2 separate regions of the Homo sapiens genome follow, and region 1 is linked to region 2. A link is a loop called in an ENCODE intact Hi-C map of the cell type or tissue named here. Cell type or tissue: CD4-positive, alpha-beta T cell. All regions are shown on one strand.

Region 1 (8,000 bases), 64 kb before region 2:
ATAGTCTTCCCCCCCCCCCACTTTTTTCTTTTTTGAGACAGGGTCTCCCTCTGTCACCCAGGCTGGAGTGCAATGGTGTGATTGTGGCTCACTGCAGCCTCCAAATCTCGGGCTCAAACTATCCTCCTACTTCAGCCTCCTGAGTAGCTGGAACTACAGGTGTGTGCCACCGCACCTGGCTAATGTTTTTAAGGCAGTTAATTTATTTATTTATTTTTATTTTTCTTTAGAGATAGGATCTTGTGGTGTCGCCCAGGCTGGAGTGCAGGGGCGCAATCAGCAAACCACAGCCTTGAACTCCTGGGCTCAAGCTCTCCTCCCACCTCACCCTCCCAAGTAGCTGGGACTAAAGGTGTGCATCACGGCACTCAACTAATTTTTTGTAGAGACAGAGTTGGGCTATGTTGCCCAGGCTGGTCTCAAACTCCTGGCCTCAAGTGGTCCTCCCACCTAGGCCTCCCAAAGTACTGGGACTACAGGCATAAGCTACTATGCTCAGTCTAAAATCAATATTCTTTATTTTTTTCTATAATTTCACTGCAAAATAAAATCTATATTCTTGAGTAGCCACACAAGTGTAAATGACAGAATGTTAAGTGGCCTTTAATTCTTTTGATCAACAAGTAAGAAAATGCTTGGTCCTTGGTCCCAGGATGACATCTGCCTGAGCAGTGCTGCCAAATCCTGCCTGTGGTCCAGAGAGAGCTCTGTCCCATTCTTGGGTAAGTTAGGCTGTAAAAACAGATGCATTTAACTTTCTTTTCTTTTTCTTTTTTTTTTTTTTTTTTGAGATGGAATTTTACTCTTGTTGCCCGGACTGGAGTGCAGTGGCGTGATCTGGGCTCACTGCAACCTCTGCCTCCTGGGTTCAAGCAGTTCTCCTGCCTCAGCCTCCCGAGTAGCTGGGATTACAGGCGATTGCCACCATGCCCGGCTAATTTTTGTATTTTTGGTAGAGATGGGGTTTCACTATGTTGGCCAGGCTGGTCTTGAACTCCTGAACTCAGGTGATCTGCCCACGTCAGCCTCCCAAAGTGCTGGGATTACAGGCGTGAGCCACCTCGCCAGGCCACATTTAACTTTCTAAAGGTAATTTGCAATAAATTCCAGAGACTTTGGCTGAAAACTGACAAGGATTTTTTTTTTAATTCTTTTTTACCCCAGAAGTGAGAACAGGGGTGACCAGGGGAAAGGAATTGGCCATTTTTCACATGGGCCGCTTGGAGGACCAAGGGGCAGAGGTGGATAGCAGAAGGGATGCTGTCAGGACACCCAGACTTAAGATTCACTCTCCCCCCAACCCCCCACTATTCCTCAGGAGGACCAAGAGATTCCAGCAGCTCAGATAGGGCAAATGTAGGATCTGTGTTTGTGTCTGTGATCATGCTTTTAAAAGACCCACAAGGTCTTAAGCTGATTAAATGTTTTGCAATTACTTTTTTTTTTTTTTTTTTTTTTTAAGATACTGGGTCTCTATGTTACCGGGGCTAGAGTACAGTGTCACAATCATAGCTCACTGAAGCCTCAAACTCTTGCGCTTGAGAGATCCTCCTGTCTCAGCCTCCTGTCTGGGACTACAGGCGTGCACCATCACACCCTGCAAATTTTTAAAATATTTTTATTTTTTAGTTCTTGTACAAATGGAGCCTTCACTATGTTGCCCAGGCTGGTCTCAAACACCTGGGCTCAAGCAGTCCTCCCACTTCAGCCTCCCAAAACCCTGAGATTTATAGGCGTGAACCACCATGCTTAGCTGACAATTACTAATAACAAGAACCTCTTGCTTCACCCAGTGTGGGTGAATCTGAATAGGGGCCACTTCAAATTCTTTTGCACCTGGTTGCCCAGAGTGCCTTTGAAAATGACATAGAACGTTTTTAAGCCACTCCTCCCACATATGGACTCTCTCGTTACCTTCCCCAGAGTCTCATCTCTGGCAAGAGAAGGCTGGGACATTTCATTACCCTGTGTTGGAAAATATACCTAGGCCAGCACAGTGGCTCAAGCCTGTAATCCCAGCACTTTGGGAAGCTGAGGCAGGTGGATCACCTGAGGCCAGGAGTTCGAGACCAGCCTGGCCAACATAGCGAAACCCGATCTCTACTAAAAAATATAAAAATTAGCCGGGCATGGTGGCACATGCCTATAGTCCCAGCTACTCAGGAGGTTAAGGCAAGAGAGTCGCTTGAATGCAGGAGGTGGAGGTTGCAATGAGCAAGATTGTGCCACTGCACTCCAGCCTGGGCAACAGAGCAAGACTCTGTCTCAAAAAAAAAAAAGAAAGAAAAGAAAATGTATCTAAAAATGAAGTCCTAAAGGTATTCTACTGTTTCTAAGACTGGGAACCTTTGTTCTTATCAAGGTGTTTCGGGTTATGAATTTTTTTTTTTAAAATGGTTTAGCAGAACCTATTGTTGAAACAACCCATCAGATGTGTGTTTCACTGAGGGCAGTGGGAAAAACAAGGTTTTTCTTTTTGAGACAGGGTCTCAATCTGTCACCCAGGCTGGAGTGCAGTGGTGCAATTGTAGCTCATTGCAACTTCAAACTCCTGGGCCCAAGCGATCCTCCTTCCTCAGCCTCCTGAATTGCTGGGACTACAAGCTTGCACCACCATGCCCGGCAGGATAAACAAGTTTTTGTTGTTGTCACTCTTTCTACCCACTTGGCTGATCTTTGGGTATTTAGTTATATGTGGATCAGATGTGTACTTGATTCTGAAGGTCTTCTGCTCGCTGAAATTAGTGATAAAATATTGCAAAAAAAAAAAAAGCTGAATTACAATAAATATACTCACCCTGTTGGACCTATTAACATAAACAGCTCTTTGAGTTTGAAAATTTTAAGTATTAGGGGTATTTGGTATTATTTGGAGTTATGACATTGCCTAATAGAACTTCTGCTATACGACAAGCAAAATCACTTTCTGCCTTGTGCAATAGGCTGCTCTCTAACTAGTATCTCTGCTCTCATTTTTATATGTAATGCAAGAGATTGCTTTCTAATAGAAGCCTGATTAAATTGAGATGTTTGATGCATAAGTCATTAATTTTCTGTGAACATTTAGTATGACCTTAAACTATGATACAAGTGTAGGAAAAAAAAACAAAAAATTCAAACTGTGTTAGCTGACACTGAAAAGACAAAAACTTGGAATGTCAAGGCTTTTATCATGGAAACTTTGATTTCAGAAGAATGTGATCTGGGCTTTTGTTATTAGTAAAAATAATATTTGTAGGAGAAAAAAATGCCTGGCAAATTATTTTTATGTATTCTAAGAACATATGCTTTTTTTCTTTTCTTTTCTTTTTTTTTTTTTTTTTTTTTTTTTTTTTTGAGACAAGGTCTGGCTCTGTCACCCACGCTGGAGTGCAGTGGCACAACTTTGGATCACTGCAGCCTCCACTTCCTGGGCTTAAGTGATCCTCCTGCCTCAGCCTCCCAAGTAGCTGGGATTACAGGCGCCCAGCTAATTTTTTTTTTTTTTTTTGTAGAGATGGGGTTTCACCATGTTGCCCAGGCTTGTCTTGAACATCTGAGCTCAAGCAATCCACTAGCCTCGGCCTCCCAAAGTGCTGGGATAACCAGCATGAGCCACCACGCCTAGCTGCTTTTTTTTTTTTTTTTTTTTTTTTTTGAGACGGAGTCTCGCTCTGTCACCCAGGCTGGAGTACAGTGGCAAGATCATGACTCGGTGCAGCCTTGAATTCCTGGGCTCCAGTGATTCTTCCACTTTAGTCTCTCGAGTAGCTGGCACTACAGGTGCATGCCACCACACCCAGCTAATTTATTTTAAAAATTTTGTGTAGATATGGGGTTTCCCTATGTTGCCCAGGCTATCTTGAACTCCTGGGTTCAAGTGATCCTCCCAGCTCTGTCTCCCAAAGTTCTGGGATTACAGGCATGAGCTATTGTGCACAAGCTAAGAATATGTGCTTTTAAATCCCATAAGGAAAAAAATATTTTTGGTAAATAAAATTAAAGCATAAATATCATGATTTACCTGACGTTTACCGTAAGCAACATAAAAGATATGTGATACTGAATGACTAAAAAGTAGTTTTGGTTAAAGAGAGTTCTAGTTTCCATGAGGACTCTGACAATGCTGCATTTTATTTTGCTTTTTAATGTGCACATTGGTACATGTTTAACTACTCTACTCCTGTTCAAAATGTACTTCTCTGTTCTGCAATGAATGCTTTTTAAGGGTGCGAGCCCCAGGGCGTGAAATGAATGTGGTAGAACTGGCCTCTACATTTCTTTTGGGTGTGTCTCCTCCTGCAAGGCCTGGCCAGCTGCGATGGGCAGAGGACACTGCCTCGCTCTCCAAGTACCTCAATAAGTCATTGACCTACTTGTGCCTCATGTCTCTCATTTGCAAAATGAGGGTCCTACCTGATTAACTCAAAGATTCCCCTTCTAGAGCTTAAAACATTGAACAAAATGCAGTTAAACAAGAAAGGGCTATGTTTGTTGGTTTTGTTTTTGTCTTTTTTGGTGTAGTTGGTTGGTTTTGTGTATAATGGAATGGAATCATATCATTTGCTGGTTATTGTCTAATATTAGTTTCAAAAACTAATAAAAATACTTTAAACTTCAAATTAATTTTCAAAATCAGAAGTAACTAAGCATATCATGCTTTCAGTGCACATCAGAATTAGTGTATGGGCTTAAAAGCAAATGTGTGTAAATGCTACTTATTGGTAGTATTTAAATTAGATTAGGAATTTAAATTCAGGCTCTAAGTCGGAGTCTAAGAAAGCCCACTGATTATTAAAACAGTCTGTTTTACCCAGCAATCCAGGCCACCTGAACATCAGAGCCTGGGAAACAGTAGATAGGAAGCTCTGTCATTTGTCTTGGAGGCTGGGAGAATCCTATCCCATAAGTAACTTGGTAGCCTTAGAACTGCATGAGCTGCTTTACCACTGGGAAACACGAGCACAGCCTAGCTTGATTTTGTATGTGGTATCAGATCTAAGGTGGATGGAATTCAGGACTTCCTGTCTACTCTTTGATTTTGTTTTATTTTTAGAAATGTTTTATTTTGTTTTATTCATTTATTCATCTTCAGAGACATGGTCTGGCTCTGTTGCCCAGGATGGAGTGCATGGTGTGATCATAGGCCACTGCAGTGTTGAGCTCCCAGGCTCAAGCGATCCTCCTGCCTCAGCCTCCTTAGTAGCTGGGACTATAGGCACATGCCCTACCATGCCTGGCTTTGTCTACTTTTTGAATGATGTCTCAAACTAGAAGGTCTATTAATTTAAAAAATTAAGGATAGCATGCCATAATTAAAAATAATAACAGTGGGAAAAGGCACCTTCCAATGATTCAGACATCAACTTGTGATTTAAAAAAACGAAAAATAAATAATAGGAAAAAAAGGGGAAAAAGTTAAATAAAAATAAAATTAAAAAAAAAAAAAGAAACAGGGCCTTGCTATGTAGCCCAAGCTGGTCTCAAACTCCTGGCCTCACGTGATCCTCCACCAAAGTGCTGGGATTACAGGTAGGAGCCACTGTGCCCAGCCTCAACTTGTGATTTTTTTTTTTTGAGACAGAGTCTCACACTGTCACCCGGGCTGGAGTGCAGTGGTGAAATCATGGCTCACTGCAACCTCCACCTCCTGGGTTCAAGGATGAGCCACCACACCTGGCCTCTTCTTTTTTCCTTTGAGATGGAGTTTCATTCTTGTTTCCCAGGCTGGAGTGCAATGGCATGATCTCGGCTCACTGCAATCTCTGCCTCCTGAGTTCAAGCAATTCTCCTGCCTCAACTTCCCAAGTAGCTGGGATTACAGGCATCTGCCACCACACCCAGCTAATTTTTTGTGTTTTTAGTAGAGATGGAGTTTCACCATGTTGGCCAGGCTGGTCTCAAGCTCCTGAACTCAGGTGATCCACCCGCCTCAGCCTCCCAGAGTGTTGGGATTACAGGCATAAGCCACTGCACCTGGCCTTTTAAAAATATATATATTCTTAATTTTTGATATTTGAGTGGGAGTGAACATCCTGATCAATGTATTTACCCTTCACAGATTTCATTACATAAGAAGATGTTCAGGATTATAAATCTCCAAGTGCTTTTCTGCAATGTGATTTTTTTTTCTGAGACAGTCTCACTCCCGTTGCCCACACTGAAATGCGGTGGCACGATCACGCCTTACTACAGCCTCTACTTCCTGGGCTTAGGTGATCCTCCTACTTCAACCTCCTGAGTAGCTGGGACTACACATGTGGTGCCACCATGCCCGGCTAATTTTTATATTTCTAGTAGAGACAGGGTCTCACTATGTTGCCCAGGCTGTTCTCAAACTCCTGGGCTCAAGCAATCTGCCTGCCTGCTTCAGCCTCCCAAAGTGCTGGGATGACAGGTGTGAGCCACCCTGCCCAGCCCAGCCCACAATATGATTATACTCAGATTTTAATGCAGGATGCAATCCAAGAAGATAGGTCTCCATATGAAAGATCTTTGGCTATGGTCAACACAGATCAAAGTCATATTTCAAATATTGTTTTTTCTGGCTGTTAGGAACTGACTGAAGGTCATGTTGCAGTCTTCTCTCCATGAGGACAAGATGAATAATATCTGGAAAGATGTTTTTCTCACTTATTTTTCATCTAATTCCATAGAAGAGATTCTGGATGTTTTTATCGCAGTACCATGAGATCTTGGGCATACTTGTTCTTTGGTGTTTGAGAATTTTTTTTTTTTTTTTTTTTTTGAGACAGAGCCTTGCTCTGTCAACCCAGGCTGGAGTGCAGTGGTGCGATCTCAGCTCACTACAGCCTCCACCTCCCGGGTTCAACATTCCCATGCCTCAGCCTCCAGACTACCTGGGATTACAGGTGCATGCCACCATGCCCGGATAATTTTTGTATTTGCTAGAGATGGGGTTTCACCATGTTGGCCAGGCTGGTCTCAAACTCCTGATCTCAAGTGATCTGCCTGCTTTGGCCCCCCAAAGTGCTGGGAGTACAGATGTGAACCACCGCACTGGCTCGAGAATTTTAAAACTTTAAGGCTTATTAAGACCAATGTAAATAAGCCAAATAAGAGCTCCTGTTGTCAAAAGGATTTAAAGAGTACTTCTGGCCAGGTGCAGTGGCTCACGCCTGTAATTCCCAGCACTTTGGGAGGCTGAGGTGGGCAGATCACTTGAGGTCAGCAGTTCGAGACCAGCCTGGCCAACATGGTGAAACCCCATCTCTACTAAAAATACAAAAATTAGCCGGGCGTGGTGGCATGCATCTATAATCCCAGCTACTTGGGAGGCTGAGGCAGAAGAATCACTTGAAGCCAGGCAACAGAGGTTACAGTGAGCCGAGATCACACCACTGTGCTCCAGCCTGGACGACAGAGTGAGACTCTGTTTCAAAAATACATATATTTAGGCTGGGCGCGGTGGCTCACGCCTGTAATCCCAGCACTTTGGGAGGCCGAGGCGGGTGGATCATGAGGTCAGGAGATCGAGACCATCCTGGCTAACAAGGTGAAACCCCGTCTCTACTAAAAATACAAAAAATTAGCCGGGCGCGGTGGCGGGCGCCTGTAGTCCCAGCTACTCGGGAGGCTGAGGCAGGAGAATGGCGTGAACCCGGGAGGCGGAGCTTGCAGTGAGCCGAGATTGCGCCACTGCAGTCCGCAGTCCGGCCTGGGCGACAGAGCGAGACTCCGTCTCAAAAAAAAAAAAAAAATACATATATTTAAAGAGTACTTTTAATATGCTAGTACCAGAAAGCAAAGTTGAGTGTCCCCTGCTTGTATGTACGTATTAGGCATATGGAAAGATCTACAGGGAAGTAAAGAAATAAAAATATTATTAATATATATTAATATTAACAAAGTGGTAGGATTATGAATGGTGTTTTTCAGTATTTTTCCGGAATGAGATTATATTGTTCTTACGATAAAATTTTGAATAATTTTGTCATCTAGAAAATATTATTCTGTTGTTTAAATTGGAATCCCAGCTACCTGGGAGGCTGAGGCAGGAG
Region 2 (8,000 bases):
CGGAGTATGTTATATATAATTTTCTATATAATGGAGCTGTTTCTGTTTTACTTTTTAGCATCCGAGTTGTAGTAGAATCGTTTATGCAGCTTCCCTATAGAGCAAAAAAATTCAGCCTGTACTGCACAAAGCCTGTCACATTACACATTGACTTCTGCCGAGACAGTACTGACATTGTGTAAGTACAGTTTCTTAAGTCCTTCGAATCATTAGTAAAAGCCTTCTATCAAGTGCACGATCTTTGTATGAAGTCAGTTCCTCTGTAGAAGTGCTGAGCAGGAGGTCTCTGTTCTTCAGGAGGGGCTTCTGAGTCAGTGTTTGTCTGACCTGGCTGTGGTTGAGGGGGTTTGGAGCAGGGCCTGAGCTCTGTGCTTCTTGCCTTTGTTTCAAACTTACAAAAAGTAATAAATTAACTGTAAAGAAAAATATTCATAAAACATAGGATCATGGAGTATTATACATGTGTACACGCGCACGCGCGCACGGTCTCACCCTTTTGCCCGGGCTGTAGTGCAGTTGCATGATCATGGCTCATTGCAGCTTCACCCTCCTGGGTTCCAGCAATCCTCCTACCTCAGCCTCCCAAATAGCTGGGACTACAGGCACATGCCACCATACCCAGCTAACTCCCCTCCCCTCCCCTCCCCCACTCCCTCTCCCCACCGCCCCTCCGCTCTCCTCCCCTGCTCCCTTCTTGCTTTCTTTTTTTGAGATAGGGTCTCACTATCTTGCCCAGGCTAGTTTCAAACTTCTGGGCTTAAGCGATCCTCTCACCTTGGCCTCCCAAAGTGCTGGGATTCCAGGCATGAACCACTGTGCTGGGCCCATGGAGCATTATAAAAGAGTCCATTGCAATTTTCTCCAGGCCCACATCTTTCCTCCTGGGAGGCCTCTGTGATCTTTTCCAGCTCTGAACTTGCAGGCCTTTGTCAGTGCTTTTACACACACTTATCTATGTGGAGCTTTTAACGAAAATTAGAACATACTGTCCTATTTGCAGAATTAACTTAAGAATATGTGTTGAGGCCAGGCGCGGTGGCTTACACCTGTAATTCCAGCACTTTGGGAGGCCAAGGCATGGGAATCACCTGAGGTCAGGAGTTCAAGACCAGCCTGACCAACATGGCAAAACCCTGTCTCTACTAAAAATACAAAATTAGCCTGGCGTGGTGGTAGGCATCTGTAATCCCAGCTACTCAGGAGGCTGAGGCAGGAGAATTGCTTGAACCCGGGAGGCAGAGGTTTCAGTGAGCCGAAATCGCACCACTGCACTCCAGCCTGGGCAACAAGAGTGAAACTCCATCTCAAAAAAAAAAAAAAAAAAGTATGTTGAAACTCTTTGTCAACATACGTATCTCTTCTTTCTACTTTTAGTCTTTTTCGTGGGTGGATGTGATTGACATACTTGCTGTATTTAATCATTCCCCTCTGTGTAGCCACTAGGTTGTTTCCAAACCATTTGCACAGTACAGTCCCGTAAGTATATGGATGAATCTGACCGGGCCTGGTGGCTCATGCCTGTAAGCCCAGCACTTTGGGAGGCTGAGGCAGGCGGATCACTTGAGGTCAGGAGTTCGAGACCAGCCTGGCCAACATGGTGAAACCCATCTCTACTAAAAACACAAAAATTAGCCAGGCGCAGTGGTACGCGCCTGTAATCCCAGCTACTCGGGAGACTGAGGCAAGAGAATCGCTTGAACCCAGGAGGTGGAGGTTGCAGTGAGCCAAGATTGCGCCACTGCACTCCAACCTGGGTGACAGAGTGAGACTCCGTCTCAAAAAAAAAAAAAAAAAAAAAAAAACAAAAGAATATAGATAAATCTGTATAAAATACACAGACGTAGAGGCATATATATATACGTGTGCCCCGCACCCCATCTTTGCTCCCTTTTTCTAGTGTTTGACTGCATCGCTAGTGTTTGTACAGGACAGATCCCTGCCCTGGGCAGTTCCCTCTCGGGTGCGGGCGCCATGTCTGCTGTCTTGAATGAGCACTACCGAGTGGCCTGACTTCTGCCTCCTGTGGTCTGTAGAGACATCAGCCCCATCCTCCCACCCGGTGCTCCTCCTCTTCTCCCTTCCCGGGACGATGGCATTATGGAAGGAAAAGCCACAGGGAGCAGTCCAGTTCTGACTCCACTGGCATGCCATGTTGCACTGTGTACTCTGAACTCAGAAGCTGCCTTCATGGGCTGTTTGGTGACCTTCCCATTCTCCACTCACCCCAGCCCCCACAGTTTCCTTGTGGTGGTGAGTGCATCACTCTTGCGGCTGGCGTGGCATCTACACTGATGTGAGGATAAGTCCCTGCTGAGGCCAATGCGCCCTACCAGGCCGCCCTCCAGCCAGCCCCCCCCACTACTCACCGAAGGCTCTGGGAGTGGGATTTGCTGCACACAGCAGCCCCTGCCCCCTGTACTGCCCTCTTTCAGAGCGGCCCACTGCCCACCCTTCAGGCATGATTGGGGCCCCTGTGTGTGCAACCCAGCTCCCCTCAGAGGCAGTTGGTCCTGTCTTTCTTGACCTTCTCTGCATGGGCTCTTCCCAGAACAAATGTGGGCTTCCGGGCCCTTCCCCACCCAACCTAGGATGCCCCCAGGGAAGGGCCTACTGGGGTTTGGTCACCTTCTTTGACATCTGATGCCTTTGTGTTTGTGTTTTATGCAGAACACCCTTTTAACGTGTGTATTACAGTTTTACAGATTTTGTCAAATTCCCCTTCAAAAAGACTAGCAATTTATACTGCCATCATTGGGGTATGGAAAGCACTGTTATTCCCACACAATATTGAATATCGTTAGACTTTCTAATTTCTGCTTGTTTGCTCAGTAAAAATGGTATTTTTATTTTTCTGACTTGCAAAGCTGTCACATGTATTCATGTGATTATTGTGTATGTGTGAAAGAGGGAGAGAGAGAGAATGGCTGATGTGGTTATTCTGTGTGTGTGAGAGAGAGGGAGAGACTGGCTGATGTGGTTATTCTGTGTGTGACAGAGAGTGGGAGAGAGACTGGCTGATGTGGTTATTCTGTGTGTGTGTGAGAGAGAGAGACTGGCTGATGTCATTCTGTGTGTGTGTGTGTGTGTGTGTGAGAGAGAAGGAGAGAGACTGGCTGATGTGGTTATTCTGTGTGTGTGAGAGAGAGAGTCTGGCTGATGTGGTTATTCTGTGTGTGACAGAGAGTGGGAGAGAGACTGGCTGATGTGGTTATTCTGTGTGTGTGTGTGAGAGAGAGAGAGACTGGCTGATGTGGTCATTCTGTGTGTGTGTGTGTGTGAGAGAGAGAAGGAGAGAGACTGGCTGATGTGGTTATTCTGTGTGTGTGAGAGAGAGAGTCTGGCTGATGTGGTTATTCTGTGTGTGACAGAGGGGGAGAGAGACTGGCTGATGTGGTTATTCTGTGTGAGAGAGACGGGGAGAGAGACTGGCTGAAGTGGTTATTCTGTGTGTGAGAGAGACGGGGAGACTGGCTGATGTGGTTATTCTGTGTGTGAGAGAGAGAGAGAGTCTGGCTGATGTGGTTATTCTGTGTGTGTGAGAGAGAGAGAGTCTGGCTGATGTGGTTATTCTGTGTGTGACAGAGGGGGAGAGAGACTGGCTGATGTGGTTATTCTGTGTGTGACAGAGAGGGGGAGAGAGACTGGCTGATGTGGTTATTCTGTGTGTGACAGAGAGGGGGAGAGAGACTGGCTGATGTGGTTATTCTGTGTGTGACAGAGAGGGGGAGAGAGACTGGCTGATGTGGTTATTCTGTGTGTGACAGAGAGGGGGAGAGAGACTGGCTGATGTGGTTATTCTGTGTGTGACAGAGACGGGGAGAGAGACTGGCTGATGTGGTTATTCTGTGTGTGTGAGAGAGAGAGAGTCTGGCTGATGTGGTTATTCTGTGTGTGTGAGAGAGAGAGTCTGGCTGATGTGGTTATTCTGTGTGTGACAGAGGGGGAGAGAGACTGGCTGATGTGGTTATTCTGTGTGTGACAGAGAGGGGGAGAGAGACTGGCTGATGTGGTTATTCTGTGTGTGAGAGAGACGGGGAGAGAGACTGGCTGATGTGGTTATTCTGTGTGTGAGAGAGACGGGGAGAGAGACTGGCTGATGTGGTTATCCTGTGTGTGTGAGAGAAGGAGAGAGACTGGCTGATGTGGTTATTCTGTGTGTGTGTGTGTGAGAGAGAGAGAGAGAGAGGGAGAGACTGGCTGATGTGGCTATTCTGTGAGAGAGAGAGAGGGGGAGAGACTGGCTGAGGTGGTTATTCTGTGAGAGAGAGGAGGGGAGAGACTGGCTGAGGTGGTTATTCTGTGAGAGAGGAGGGGAGAGACTGGCTGAGGTGGTTATTCTGTGTGTGTGAGAGAGGGAGAGTGACTGGCTGATGGGGTTATTCTGTGTGTGTGAGAGAGGGGGAGAGAGACTGACTCATGTGGTTATTCTGTGTGAGAGAGGGAGAGACTGGCTGATTTACTTGTTCATATGTTAGATTGGGTTTTCTCTTGGGTTGTTTGCCTTTTCATTATTAGTAATCTACTACATTTTTCTTTTTTAAAAAAGCTAATTATTAGGTAATTCTTTGTGTGTAACAAGGTTTTAGAACCACTGCCTTTACTGCCTTTTAGAAATCCTTTGTAATTCTCTTGAATTGTTTAATATCTTTCTTATAAGAATAAAAATAACCAACATTTTTGAGTAATGATTATGTCCAGGCACTGGGCTAAGTGTTCTATGTACATTATCTCATTTGATCTTTAAAAGAATTCTTGGAGGATGGTGGTGGCATCTCTGGTACATAAAATCAGAAGAAACATAGAACATCATTCTGACCTGACATTTTATTTTTTTCCTTGCTTCCAAGTTTCTCCTCTTTCCCCACTGCCTACAGCTTTTCCTACAATTTTCTTTGCAAAGCATAAGAAAGATGTAGAAAGGACAAGATGACAGGGGTAAAATGGGAGCCAGTGAGAGGGCGCTAGGGTCAGCAGAGTGAGGAACAGTAGTTTTATAGTAGCCGAGACCCAGTGCGTTAGCTCACGCCTGTAATCCCAGCACTTTGGGAGGCCAAGGCAGGAGAATCACTTGAGCCCAGGAGTTTGAGACCAGCCTGAGCAACATAGCTAGACCCTCTCTCTATTAAAAAAAAAATTTTTTTTAATCGCTGAGTGTGGTGGGGCACACCTGTAGTCCTAGCTACTCAGGAGGCTGAGATGAGAGGATCCCTTGAGCCCAGGAGTTCAAGGCTGCAATGAGCTGTGTTCATGCCACTGCACTCCAGCCTGGATAACAGAGAGAGACCCTGTCTCAAAAAAACAAAATGAAACAAAGATAGTATCTGGCTCTCCCATGACTGCCTGTGAGGGTGTCGGTGTACCAGCATGTGTCGCGCCCTCTCTGTGCCAGACTGTGTTAGACACCCCACACTCAGGATCCCTGTCCCAGGAGCTTGTGTTCTGGTTGAGGAGACTGATTTGTCTGGGGATGGTGGTGGTGTGACAGACAGTGCAGTGGTGAGCACAGGTTGGTCTCAGTGGGGCCTCTGTGCTATGAGTCTGCACCGGTGCAGGTGACAGTGTTGAGACGAGCGTGTTGCAGGATGCAGTGGGATCCTCACCCCCAGAGCAGGGCCAGTGCCAGGTGCCCCATCATCTGCATCACGTGTTCCATATGTAGTGTGAGAAATGTCCAGTGCATGGTTTACAAAATGCTGTTGGTGTGCTAGCCTCAGATTTTTATGTAATGGAGTTGCATCTGTTCACTGTTCCAGACCTGCCAAGAAGTGGGACAATGCAGCTATTCAGTACTTTCAGAACCTTCTGAAAGGTAAGCCAGTGCCTGATCACTGCAGCCTGCCTGGAAGTGACACCCACAGAGGCCTCAGCTTCTGCTGCTGGCGGGGGTTGGAGATGCCCCTGTTGGCCAAACGGCCCTCCTCAGAGGAGTTCCCTAAGCTACCTGGGGCTTCCTCCAGCTCAAGTGCCACAGTAACTCTGCACCCCTAGTGGCAGTGGATGTCAGTAATTGACAGCTGAGATCAGCAGGGGGCTGTTTGTGCAGGGGAACCCTTACACAGTAATAATACCTGCCTCTTCGTTTGCATAAAAGCTGCGGCGCTGCAAAATAAATTCATGTGGATTTTATTGTACCAGCAATTGATGAAAAACCTAGCATTTTTAGTGAGCAAGAGATAGTAAATGGATATTTATTGTGTAATATTCATTACTTCTAATTTAAGATGCATAAAATGTCTTCAGCTGTTCTTTTTATTTTATATCAGTGACTATAAACAGTGTCTTTTGTGGGATCTGTCTTAACCTCTGGCAGTCAGATACCTGGTTTTAGTGATAGGGTTGGTGGATGGGAAACACCTGGGGTGCTGCCTGGTGCCTCGTTGGGTCCTGGCCCCACTCCTGTGCTGTGTCATCATCTGGGTAGAGGAGGAGCCAGACCCTTTGACCTGGGAGCAGTGGGAGGCTGGGAGGTCACTGTGACTGGAGTTTTGGCCCCTGTGAGCCATGGGGGCTGCTGGGAGATGAGAATGCGGGTCTGGAGGAGGCCGGCCACTTAGTCCTCAGTGGCTCAGGCAAGTGACTTAGCCTCTGAGCCTGGTCTCCTCACCTGTGACATGACCACTGTACTTAACCTTGAAGGTAGTGGTAAGAACTCAGCGAAAGAAGGTTTCTAAAGGACTTAGCACAGCACCTGGTAGGTGGCAGTGATGCTGCTGCTGCGGGGTTTTGAGTCTCTAAGGGAGTAGCCGGGTGCTGCACTCCGTGGGGCTTTGCAGGGTAGAATGGACCTCAGATGAAGGCCTGGGACTGGAAATCTGGGTTTGGGAGGCATGGAGAAGAGAGGACCACAGGGTGGCACAGGAACCTGTTGACAGGGACAGGACCCATAATCCACTCCACAATCAGGAGTGCCTTTTCCTAACATGCTCCCCCTGGTCCTGCCCGAGGAAGACATTTGGGCACTCTTAAGTGGTTAGCAGAGGTTACTAGGTGGGAAATCGTCATGATTGTTTCAAATATACTTTTAACATCAGCTGATTTGTGTTTTCATTTATGCTATTTAGCAACTACCCAGGTGGAAGCCAGATTATGTGCTGTGGAAGAAGATACATTTGAGGTTTACCTTTATGTAACTATAAAAGATGAAAAAGTAAGTGAAAGAATTGTATTTTTATAATATTTCATCATTTTAAATTTTACTTTAATAAAACAGAATAAATGCCAAGAAAAACACTGTAGTTCGTACAGCATAGAAATTGTCTTAATCTCTTAAGGTCTATCTTAGACCCGAAGTTAGCCAGGTCTGTGTTTTCTTCTTTTGATTACTTTAAAAAATGACTTTGGCATTTTATTTAAACATGGTCAAGAAATTATTCCTATAGTGATGAGCATGAAATGTTGTTTTCTTCTCAGGGAACATGATTTTTATAAATATACTAATTTGCTGTAGCGTTAGTTCACTGCCTTTCCCCCTAGACTTTCTCACTGTATGTAACGTGCTTGCTGTAAATAATTCAGATCACAAGCAGAAAGAAAGCGGACATCATATGTGAGTGGCCCCTACCTCTGCCAGGTGCCAGCTGCTAGCATTTTGGCCTCTGCCCTTTCTGAAGGATGGCTCAGGGCACACCTCAGCACCAGGCAGAGGTGGACAGAAGGGGCACACATCCAGGGCTGCTCAGAGCCCATGGAGGGTACCTTAACCATGGATTTTTTAAAAATTGTATTTTGAAATAGACTTACAGAAGAGATGCAGAAATAGTGCAGAAATTTTGGGATATGCTTTGCCCAGGTTGTCCTGATGTTAACATAGCACAAAACCACAGTACAGTTTTTAAAACCAGAAAAGTAACATTGATAAAATACCACTGAAAACCTGCAGGCAGGTGAATGTTGACAGTTTCCCGGCTGATTTCCTTTTTCTGATGTAGGATCTGCTCCAGCACCTCCCACTGCGCCTGTTTGTCATGTCTCCTTCCCCTCCTCTGGCCTGTGACAGCTCC

Evidence for each region. Peaks named below come from ENCODE experiments on the same cell type or tissue, not always from the same donor. Only the 100,000 strongest peaks of a DNase experiment are listed, where the experiment ranks them.
Region 1: a loop joins it to region 2, with 2.6 times the contacts of the local background. A loop is called at or near these places in 7 of 110 quality-filtered maps.

The regions. Positions count from the first base shown.
Region 1 is chr19:32,678,259-32,686,258 of GRCh38, forward strand. RGS9BP (regulator of G protein signaling 9 binding protein) reads left to right here. Exons shown (of 1, transcript NM_207391.3): 1 at 1-42. Among named protein-coding and RNA genes, the nearest start is that of RGS9BP, 6.4 kb to the left of the region's middle. In CD4-positive, alpha-beta T cell, no CTCF peak of the experiment used is centred here; no DNase peak of the experiment used is centred here; H3K27me3 peaks cover 896 bases.
Region 2 is chr19:32,742,723-32,750,722 of GRCh38, forward strand. TDRD12 (tudor domain containing 12) reads left to right here. Exons shown (of 33, transcript NM_001366102.1): 4 at 59-178; 5 at 5,754-5,809; 6 at 7,062-7,147. Among named protein-coding and RNA genes, the nearest start is that of TDRD12, 27 kb to the left of the region's middle. RefSeq lists an enhancer at 5,751-5,830. In CD4-positive, alpha-beta T cell, a CTCF peak has its summit at 5,853; DNase peaks (open chromatin) are centred at 3,029, 3,439, 4,249 and 5,979.